2 separate regions of the Homo sapiens genome follow, and region 1 is linked to region 2. Evidence: chromatin contacts called from ENCODE Hi-C or POLR2A ChIA-PET data. All regions are on one chromosome and are shown on one strand. Each heading gives the region's core, a stretch centred on a gene start or an enhancer-like site at or near the end of the contact. The rest is flanking DNA. Distances are from core to core; before and after follow the strand shown.

Region 1 (5,071 bases), core at 98-2,597, 36 kb before region 2:
TGCCAGCCAGAGGCAGAAATCAATGCATCGAGCTGGCCCCTGGGATCCAGAGAGCCAGGGAGAGGAAGATTTAATTCATCCCCAACCTAGAGCCCTGCCTCGGAGTCAGATCCCTTGGGAGTCACCCACTTCGGTTAGCCAAGCTCAAAGGAGTCCCTCCCACGAAGAACTGGGGCAGACCCTGCTGGCTCCCTGCAAAGGTGAGGACTCACAGCATGCCACCCTACACACACACACACACACACACATGCGCGCGCGCTTTTGCTGAGCTCCAGACTCACTTTCCTCTCTCTGTTGCCTTTGTTTTTAGAAGAGCACTCCTCTGCACTAACCCAACTGAGACTGCAACCTAGCTCCCTGCCTCAGTTTCCTTACATTGGGAGTGAAACACCAGGTCTGCAGCATGCCTCCTTAGCCTGGAAAAGGAAAAATTACAGTGGGAAATAAGACAGAAGCTGGTAAAACAAGCCTTCCAAGGAGGTGAACCCAGAGACCTGAGGCCACTTGGGGAAGGAGAATTCAAGTCAGGAAATAGCAGGGCAGACAGTCCCCAGCCTTGGGCTGGCTGGAGCGCAGAGCTAGAAGGTGGCCAGCCCCGCTCTGGGCAGGGGTCACCCATGCAGTGGTGCACGGGGCAGGGTGCATCTGCTCTATGCCCAGCCCTGCCACCTGGCTCAGCTTGCCCCTGGGGGAGGCGACAGTCACAGTCCCCACAGAACTTTCCTGCCAGCCCATCACCCTCCCCACAGCATTCCAGGAACCTTCTTCAACAAAGAATATGAAACTGACATCAGTTGCCCATGGGCCCCTATTCGAGAGATCTCTGAGCTTCTCTCTGAGGAGCTGCCCCACCCCAAAATGGGAGTGGGGGAGGGGTGGGAGCCTCAGCCGCCTCTCCTTTCCTCTTCCAGGCCCTTCCTTTGCAGCCGGCTCACCATGGTGCTCCAGGCACGACGCTGCCAAGTGTGCTCTGTGCCAGGGCCGAGGCCTGGGGTTGGGGGAGGGAACTGGGGACCCTCAGGCCAATGGCTGCCAGTGGTCCTGGAGCCCCTCGCCTATTCTGCAGAGAGCCTGAAACTTTCCAGGGAGAGGCACGGCTAGCCCTGCTGGGTGGTAAGGAGATTGGGGGAGGAGGGTTCCGGATCTGTTCCCCTTGGGGGCCCACAGGCAGCACAATAGCCCCCGGGGCTGCCGCTCTCTGGCTTAAGTGGTTGCCTGGGCAACAGCTGGGGCCAGTTTCCACCAATCCATGGAGGAGGCTGAGTGGGGGAGGGAGGCCAAGCAGGAAGGGGGGTGCCGTCCCCTTGTGCCGGATCCTATATAAGGAAGAGGGATGTGAGCAGAGTGGTCTGGGCTTCACCGTCCCTCCAGTGGACTTGGGGGCTGAGCATAAAGATGCCTAGGAGAGGCTACTCCAAGCCTGGGTCCTGGGGCAGCTTCTGGGCCATGCTGACCTTGGTGGGCCTGGTCACCCATGCAGGTGAGCGGGCAGTGGGCCAGGTGCGGGGCAGGGTGGAGCGGCAGGTCGTCCCAGCCCTGGCTGCACGCGGCCGGCCAGGAGGGGGCGGTGTCCAGCTGCTGGGGAGAGCACGGGGTGGACCGGACAGCTCCACGGACTCATCTGTCTGAAGGAAGGAGGGGCCTGGCAGGCAGGTGGGCAGGGCTCTTAAGGACAAGAGGACCCTCCATTGCCCATTGTCCTGGGCAGAGGCTGAATGGGGACGCCATCAGCATTCAGGTCCTTCAAAGTGACAGCTGGGGAAGGCCGTGCTGGGAAACATACTACCCGCTTCTCTTTCACCCTCCCTTTGTCCCTCGGCCTCCCTCTCTCATGCACAGATGCTCTGCTCCTGTGTGAGCCTTCTCTCCTGTGTGCACCACGGGCCTGCATGTGCTGTGCGTGCACATGTGGCTGCGGCCCATCTGCTGCAATCAGGCCCCCGCCCGCCTCCCTCTGCGAGGCTCCCCTCGCTGTTCTCGGCTTGGGAAAGCTGCTGACAGTTTCTATAACTGAGTGCATATCCCCATCTGACTGTCGGGGCATCCTGGAGCATAAGCAAAGGGCCGGCCTGGCCAGCCTCAATGCTCAGTTACCCAGGAAGTTCTATTCCAGCACCAGCTGGCCCTTCGCACTTTCTCCTGTCCCCTGCTGGCCACCCCAGAAAATCGGCTTCTGTCTCAGAGATCAGGACCCAAGAGGGCAGGGCTGGGCCTGGAAAACAGCTTCCCTTCCACACCCGCAGCCTCGTCTCACACCCGCCCCTCTCTCCTGCTACTGCTGTGGCCTCCCTAATGCTCTCTCTGCTCCCAGTACCCCAGGCCCATTCCGTTCAAGGGCCTTTGCGGGGCTGGAGCCTGCCTTGACACTGGTTCCCTGGCTGGCTCCTTTAAAACTGGAGTGCTTATTTGTGTGTGTCTTACCCGTTTGATATGTCAATTCGTGCTTTTATGAGCATAAGAACTTGGCTTGCTTTGTCCACTGCCACATCCCAAGCTCTTAGGAGAATGTCTAGCATATAGTAAGTGCTCAATAAATATTTGTTAGTGAATGCACCACTTCTGACTACTGCTCCAAGGGGTTAGATGGATAATTCTTTAGGAAGTGAGAAGGGTGGGACCACGAGTTTCCTCAACCCTTGCCTGGGGGGCTGGCAGCATGGAGATGAGTTCTGGGCATGTTGTCCTAAACCTGAGCACAACCTCCCCCTGCCTGAATGCACCCCCTTCCAAGAGCATCCTCTTGGGGTTTGCATTGGCATGACCTTCCCACCCAGGGTGCGTTTGTATGTGCACCGATGCATCCACGCGCCTCGTGGGCACAAACAGGTATGCACATACAACCCGCCTAGGCCCACCTTGCCCTCTGCTCACACCCATGCATATGTCTCCAGCTGGTCCCTCTCCACCCCTGACTGAGGTTCTGGGCCCGGGCACCTTCTCAGGCTATGCTGTGTTCCTTCCTGCTGCAGCACAGAGAGCCGATGTTGGCGGGGAGGCAGCTGGCACCTCCATCAACCACTCCCAGGCGGTGCTCCAGCGCTTGCAGGAGCTGCTGCGGCAGGGCAACGCCAGCGATGTGGTTCTGCGGGTGCAGGCTGCGGGCACCGATGAGGTCCGGGTATTCCACGCCCACCGCCTGCTGCTGGGACTGCACAGTGAGCTGTTCCTGGAGCTGCTAAGTAACCAGAGCGAGGCGGTGCTGCAGGAGCCACAGGACTGCGCCGCTGTCTTCGACAAGTTCATCAGGTGGGGACGCGGAAGACTAGGGGATGGCTTCATCCCTTCCTCAGCCCCCGGCTCCTCCACCTACAGGGTCAGGGAAGCCCAGGCCCTTAGAGGTTGTTATGTCCATTTCCCCGGACATCACTGGGATGACAGTGACCCCTGCATCCCTTCTTCCACTGTACAGCTCCCTGTCTTTGCCCGTGTCATCTGTGCAGTTTGATGTCACTTTCGGTTCCTAGTAACCCCCTCAGAGCTGTTTCCAAACCTGGCCATAGACAGCTTTTAAAAACTACAGTTTTGGGGCCGGGCACGGTGGCTCATGCCTGTAATCCCAGCAATTTGGGAGGCTGAGGCAGGTGGATCACTTGAGGTCAGGAGTTCAAGACCAGCCTGGCCAACATGGTGAAACCCTGTCTCTACTAAAAATATAGAAAATTAGCTGGGTGTGGTGGCACACGACTGTAATCCCAGCTATTTGGGAGGCTAAGGCAGGAGAATGGCTTGAACCTGGGAGGCAGAGTTTGGGTTTGCAGTGAGCTGAGATTGTGCCACTAGATTCCAGCCTGGGTGACAGAGCAGGATTCTGTCTGAAAAAAATCAACCAACCAACCAACCAACCAACCAAACAAACAAACAAAAAAACTACAGTTTCACGGATCCCAACCTGGATTGTCAGTTTCAGGTCTAGGGTTAGGGCCAGCAATCATTTTTTATTTTATTTTATTTATTTACTTTTTATTTTCCTAAATATTCCATTATAGACGAATATTTTTTATTTGAAAGCATCGCTGTGGTTTTGGTGTTTGGCCAGGTTTGGAACCACAGGGCTAGGGAGCTGAAAAAGTTAGACGGCTCTCTCCACCTCCTGCCTCCTGCCGTGATGCTGCTCAGGGGGTGCCATTCACACTAGTGTCTAAGAAAGTAACTCTGTTCTAACGGCTCAGACGAGATGCCTGCAGAATTCCATACATTGCTTCCAAGTTCCAGGCAACAGGAAAGGGGATAAGACAGAAGGGCAAAAAGGGTCTTCCTGTTAACCCGGAATCAGTTGCATTTAATCAGCCTTCCTGCAAATCCCAAACTGCGCCCATTGACCAGCAGTTAGTCACATGGCCAAGGCCAGAATGAGGGAGCCTGGGAAATGTGGTCTTTTATTCCCAGAGGCAATCACGCAGGGGAAAGGGGAGAAATGGACGTTGGGGAAGATGGCTGGCAGTGGCTGCCACACTCCTATAGAGGCAAGTGCGGTGCCGTGTGCCGGTGGGGACTGGCAGGAAAGGTGAGCCATGGGACAGTGGCAGAAGTAAGACGAAGAGATACTCAGCAGAAGTGATCACCAACAGTAGGAGAGGAAAAAGAAAGGTGAGGCTGCAAAAAAGAAATGGGGGCTCACACCTGTAATCCCAGCACTTTGAGAGGCCAAGGTGGGAGGACTGCTCAAGTCCAGGAGTTTGAGACCAACCTGAGCAATACAGAAAGACCCCATCTCAAAAAAAAAAAAAAAAAAAAAAAAAGCTGGAGTGTCGTGGCATGATGATCATAGCTCACTGCAGCCTTGAACTCCTAGGCTGAAGCTATCTTCCCACCTCAGACTCCCAGGCAGCTGGGACTACAAGCGTGCACCACCACACATGACTAATGTTTTAACATTTTTTATTTTTTGTAGAGATAGGGTCTTGCTATGTTGCCCAAGCTGGTCTTGAACTCCTGGCCTCAAGCAATCCTCCCATCTTGGCCTTCCAAAGTGCTGAGATTCCAGGTGTGAGCCACTAGCACCCACCTGGCCTGTAGCAAGATTCTTTATTCTCCTCTGGTTGTCACAGTAACCCTGAGGGGTGTGTGCCAC
Region 2 (4,462 bases), core at 886-3,385:
TCAAGCAAGCCCCTGGCTTCTCTAGCATTCAGCCATCTCAGGCCTCCCTTGTCCTAAGTAAAACTCTACCTAGGTCAGAGGGCAGCAGGTCCACAGAGTGTTGGACTGTGTCTGAGTTGATGAGTCTCCCCAGGAGCCCTGGCCTCCGGGAGAGCCCCAGGGGAGAGAGCTGTCTGCTCCTCCAGCCTGCCTCAGCCTCACGCCCAAATAAAACACTCGCAGCTCCCCTGGGCTTGAACTTGGGGCCCTGGCACTGGAGCAGCCTCTCTGTGTTTCCGCGAATGACGTGCTGCAGAGGAAGGTGCAGGCACGGCTCTGGGATGAGGCCTGGTAGGTGGGATGGAGCAGGGAATGTCCCCCATCATCCCAACAGCCTGTGACCACATTCCTACACCGAGGAGAGTGTCACCTAGAGCGCCCACCCCCATCTGCCTGTCCTCCAGCCAGTGTGAAATGGGTCTCATCCTGTGCGTGGATCTCCCTAAAGAACAGGGTGGAGTGGGGAGCACGTCTTGTGCTGATCAAAGGGCAACAGCTGCTGGGTGTGGGGATAGAATGAACGGCCCTCTGGCCGAGTGAAGACTCCTTCAGGCCTGGCGTGGTGGCTCACGCCTGTAATCCCAGCACTTTAGGAGGCCGAGGTGGGCGGATCCTGAGGTCAGGAGTTCGAGACCAGCCTGGCCAACACGGCGAAACACCGTCTCTACTAAAAATACAAAAATTAGCTGGGCGTGGTGGTGCATGCCTGTTATCCCAGCTACTCGGGAGGCTGAAGCAGGAGAATCGCTTGAACTTGAGGGGCAGTGAGCTGAGATCGCACCACTTCACTCCAGCCTGGGTGAGAAAGTGAAACTCCGTCTCAAAAAAGAAAAACAAAACAAAACAAAACAAAAGGCACTTTCAGAGGGAACTACACTACCTGACGGGTCACCTTTAGTGGCATCTTCAGCCAAATTCCACTGGCGGGAGGGGAGGACCCTTCATCCCTGCTCCCCGGGGCACACAATACATGCCAAGGCCAGTGATTTTCAAAGAGACACATTCTAAAAAGCCAGAGAGGATGTCCTAGAGCCCAGGGCTTGCTTGGGGGCTGGAGCTGAGGCTCCTTTCAGAGAAGCAAGCCCACCCTTGAGAGGTAGGGGACTCTGGGAGCAACATTATCCTCCAGTTACCTTACTGCCCACCTTCTGGTGATGAGGGCCCTTCCCCAGACCTCAAAAATTAGGGGATGAGGAAGGGGCTTGCTGAGAGAGACACCCACCCACCCACAGCCTAGTGGTGGCCTCGAGGTCACTGAGTCATCTCCCTTGTTGCTCTGGCCCAGGCACCACTGATGATCAGGAATTCCACCTTCCCCTCCACAGCCCCCACTCTCACCTCCCCATCTGTCCCAGGCCCCAGGGCTCTGTGGGGCCATGGTAGCTGCATCTAGCACTTCTCTGAACTACTTCGAATCCGGACTTGGGCAGCATCCGTGTTGCAGCCCAAGAACCAGGCACTCCGGGCCCCATCCTGACACCAGGGGCCCTTGTCTTCCTACTGGTGACCCCCACATCCCTTTAAACTCCTGACCTCACCAGGGCTGGAGCAGCCTCTGATTAACTGGGAAACCGCCACCCTCCTTCTGGGGGCAGTTAGGTCAAGCCCTCCCTGCCCCTGGCGTTTCTGGATGAGAGAGCCGAGATTCATCTGCGCACGCTTTGGGGGCGGGATCTCCCAATGGGAGGGTGGAAAGGTGGGGGTGGGGTTGAAGTTGGGGTAATTTTCAGGCTCAGGAAAGTCTAAAAAGGCCATGGTCCCTTCTTGACACCCATCCTGCAGGACTTGGGGAAAGTTGCTCTGAAGAGTCCCGGCCCTGGTCGTTGCCTGTCCTCTCAGTGGGGTGGCGGCGAGGGGACAGGACTCTGTCGCTGGAGGCCGACTGAAGTAGACCACGGAGCGGGGTGGGGAGGAGGGTCTAAAAGGGTCTCACCATGAGTTGCTGGTCCTTGGAGTCCCCGCTGTCCTTCATGATTGCAGCAGGTGGAGGGGCTCAGGCCGCGCCACCGGGCATGGCTCAGCCGCACCCCCACCGCCTCCGGGTCGCGTCCGCCAGCTGCTAGCTGCCCGCCGCCTCGCGCGCTGCCTGACAACCCGAAACCAACAACGCGCCAGCGGCTAAGGACGCCGACCCGAGGCGGGGCAGGGGGAGGGCCCGGACGGCGCCGCCCCGCCCCCGGCGCCCGCCCCTCCCCGCGCTGAGGGTGAGAGTTGGCCGCCTCCGCCGAGGAGGCCCCCGAGCCTGAACCGCTGCGCGACGATGTGTGCCCGGCTGTGCGGCCCTGCGGCCCTCGGTGCGTCCGTGCGTCCGCCTGGCGCCTCCGTGTCAGTTCGCTAACTCCTGCGCGCCCACCCGCGCCCCTCTGCTCGCGGCGCGACCCCGTGCCACTGCCCTTTAGGGAGCGCCCCAGCAGCCACGCTGCCCCTTGAAGCACACGCATCTGCCGCTGTCTCTGGGGTCTCCAGGGCGGCGGCTGGCAGCCTCGGGTTTCCGTGGGCGCCGCGTGCATCGCAGCAGGTGCCTGTGCTGTGAGTGTCTGCACCCACTGCCCACTGGCATGGGTGGCAAAAAGTTGTCCCTTTGCTCAGGCCGCCCAGCACCTCTGTTACCTGGGGTGTGCTACAGAAGAGCCTGACTCAGTGCGACCCACTAGCAAACAAGTCTCTACCCCTGAACCCAGAATCTAGGTCACGATGGCTGGGTCCGTGTGCCCTGCTGGCTCCCCGCCTGCTGCTGGAAGAGCCACAATACTGTGCAAGAAAGTCTAGGTCTGACGCTACCGCCTCCATTCTTGGCGACAATAACAACGGTTGCACTCCCAGGGAACACAGGGGAAAGGTTCCTGTCCTCAGGAGGCCCTGGGAAAACTTGGATTCTGGTCCCAGTTCCGCCTCCAACTCGGCCAGCCACCTGGAGCTGGTTTTTCCTGCCTCCCTGGGGCCTCAGTTTCCTGGGGGATGTTGGAGCCTCTCCCAATTCTGATGTCCATCCTCTGTGTCCTCTGCCCCCACCGAAGCTGAGCCCGGCAGCCCCAAGACTGGGAGAGGAAGCCACGATGGGTTTCACTTTCCAGGGAAGGGGCTGGGAAAGGAAGCACTCATGTCCCCAGGGCTGCCTCAGACTGCCTGGGGTCCCTCAGAGGCAGAGTGTGATGCCAGCCTGTGCCCTGGGACTGGCTTCCCCGGCTGCCCCTGAGGAGCCTGTGTTGGGAATCGTTATTAATAAACAGCAGCAAGAAGCAGCCGTCAGCCTTGGGTTTAATAAATAGATAAACCAAGTAAAACTTGGTGGAAACCAAACTCTCCTGCCCGGGATCCCAGGTTTTGTCCTGTTCCTTGGCCTAGGCTGTAGGCTGGACAGTTTGCAAATGGGCATACTGTGACAAGAATCGGGTCGGGTTTTTTGTTTTTGTTTCTGTTTTTTTATGACAGAGTTTCACTCTGTCACCCAGGCCGGAGTGCAGAAGCACAATGGCACGATCATGGATGGCTCACTGCAGCCTCAATCCCTCAGGCTCAAGTGATCCTCCTGCCTCAGCCTCACAAGTAGTTGAGACTACAGGTGCGCACCACCACGCCTGGCTAACATTTTGTATTTTGTAGAGACAGGGATCTCACTGTGCTGTCCAGGCTGGTTTTGAACTCCTGGACTCAAGCAATCCTCCCACCTCAGCCTCTCGAAAGAGAATCGGGTAAGTTTTAGGGGTGTGTTGTGCTTGCATTTTAGGCTCCTGAAAAGAACCTATTTGGATCAATCAAACAGGCCCCTGGTCAACTGGGCTGTCACTATTTTTCTTTTTCTTTTCTGTTCCTCCACATGCATCAGTCCCACCCAGAATGCCCCATAGTTATTTTTGTTTTTGTGGGGTGTTTTTTGTTTTTGTTTTTGTATTTTTGAGACAAGGTCTTTCTCTCTTTCTCTTTTTTTTTCTTCTGCCTCCCCACCCCTCAAGACAGGGTCTCACTCTGTGGCCCAGGCTAGAGTGCAGTGGTGCCATCACAGCTCACTGTAGCCTCAACCTCCTGGGCTCAAGCGATTCTCCTAACTCAGCCTTGGGAGTAGCTGGGACAACAGGCGCATGCCATCACGCCTGGCTCATTTTTTTTTTTTAATTGTTGTAGAGGCAGGGTCTCAAACTCCTGAGCTCAAGCAATCCTCCTGCCTCAGACTCCCAAAGTGCTGGGATTACAAATGTGAGCCACTGCGCTGGGCCTATAGCGATTGATGGGTAAAAATAAGAAGCTTCTTGGCTGGGCGCAGTGGCTCATGCCTGTAATCCCAGCAGTTTGGGAGGCAAAGGCGGGCAGATCAGTTGAGGTCAGGAGTTCAAGACCAGCCTGTCCAAATGGTGAAACCCCGTCTCTACTAAAAATACAAAAATTAGCCAGGCATGGTGGCAGGCACCTGTAATCCCACCTACTC

The links. A loop is a pair of places that touch in the nucleus more often than their neighbours do. ChIA-PET counts read pairs that join two places held with the same protein, here RNA polymerase II (POLR2A). Pooled maps may share reads with other maps.
Region 1: a map of posterior cingulate gyrus shows a loop between it and region 2 (2.2-fold over the local background). The contact joins the promoter of BTBD17 here to the promoter of KIF19 in region 2. A Hi-C loop is called at or near these places in 4 of 168 maps with a recorded cell type or tissue (head of caudate nucleus, heart left ventricle, pancreas and 1 more) and 8 of 50 pooled maps. POLR2A ChIA-PET finds 5 or more read pairs at or near these places in 5 of 52 experiments (Caco-2, K562, OCI-LY7 and 2 more).

What each region holds. Positions count from the first base shown.
Region 1 is chr17:74,358,144-74,363,214 of GRCh38, reverse strand. It overlaps BTBD17 (BTB domain containing 17), which reads left to right and starts at 1,347. Exons shown (of 3, transcript NM_001080466.2): 1 at 1,347-1,480; 2 at 2,970-3,246. The coding sequence starts at 1,396. RefSeq lists silencers at 1,476-1,525, 1,606-1,655.
Region 2 is chr17:74,323,899-74,328,360 of GRCh38, reverse strand. It overlaps KIF19 (kinesin family member 19), which reads right to left and starts at 2,135. Exons shown (of 20, transcript NM_153209.4): 1 at 1,973-2,135. The coding sequence starts at 2,011. RefSeq lists a silencer at 2,101-2,320.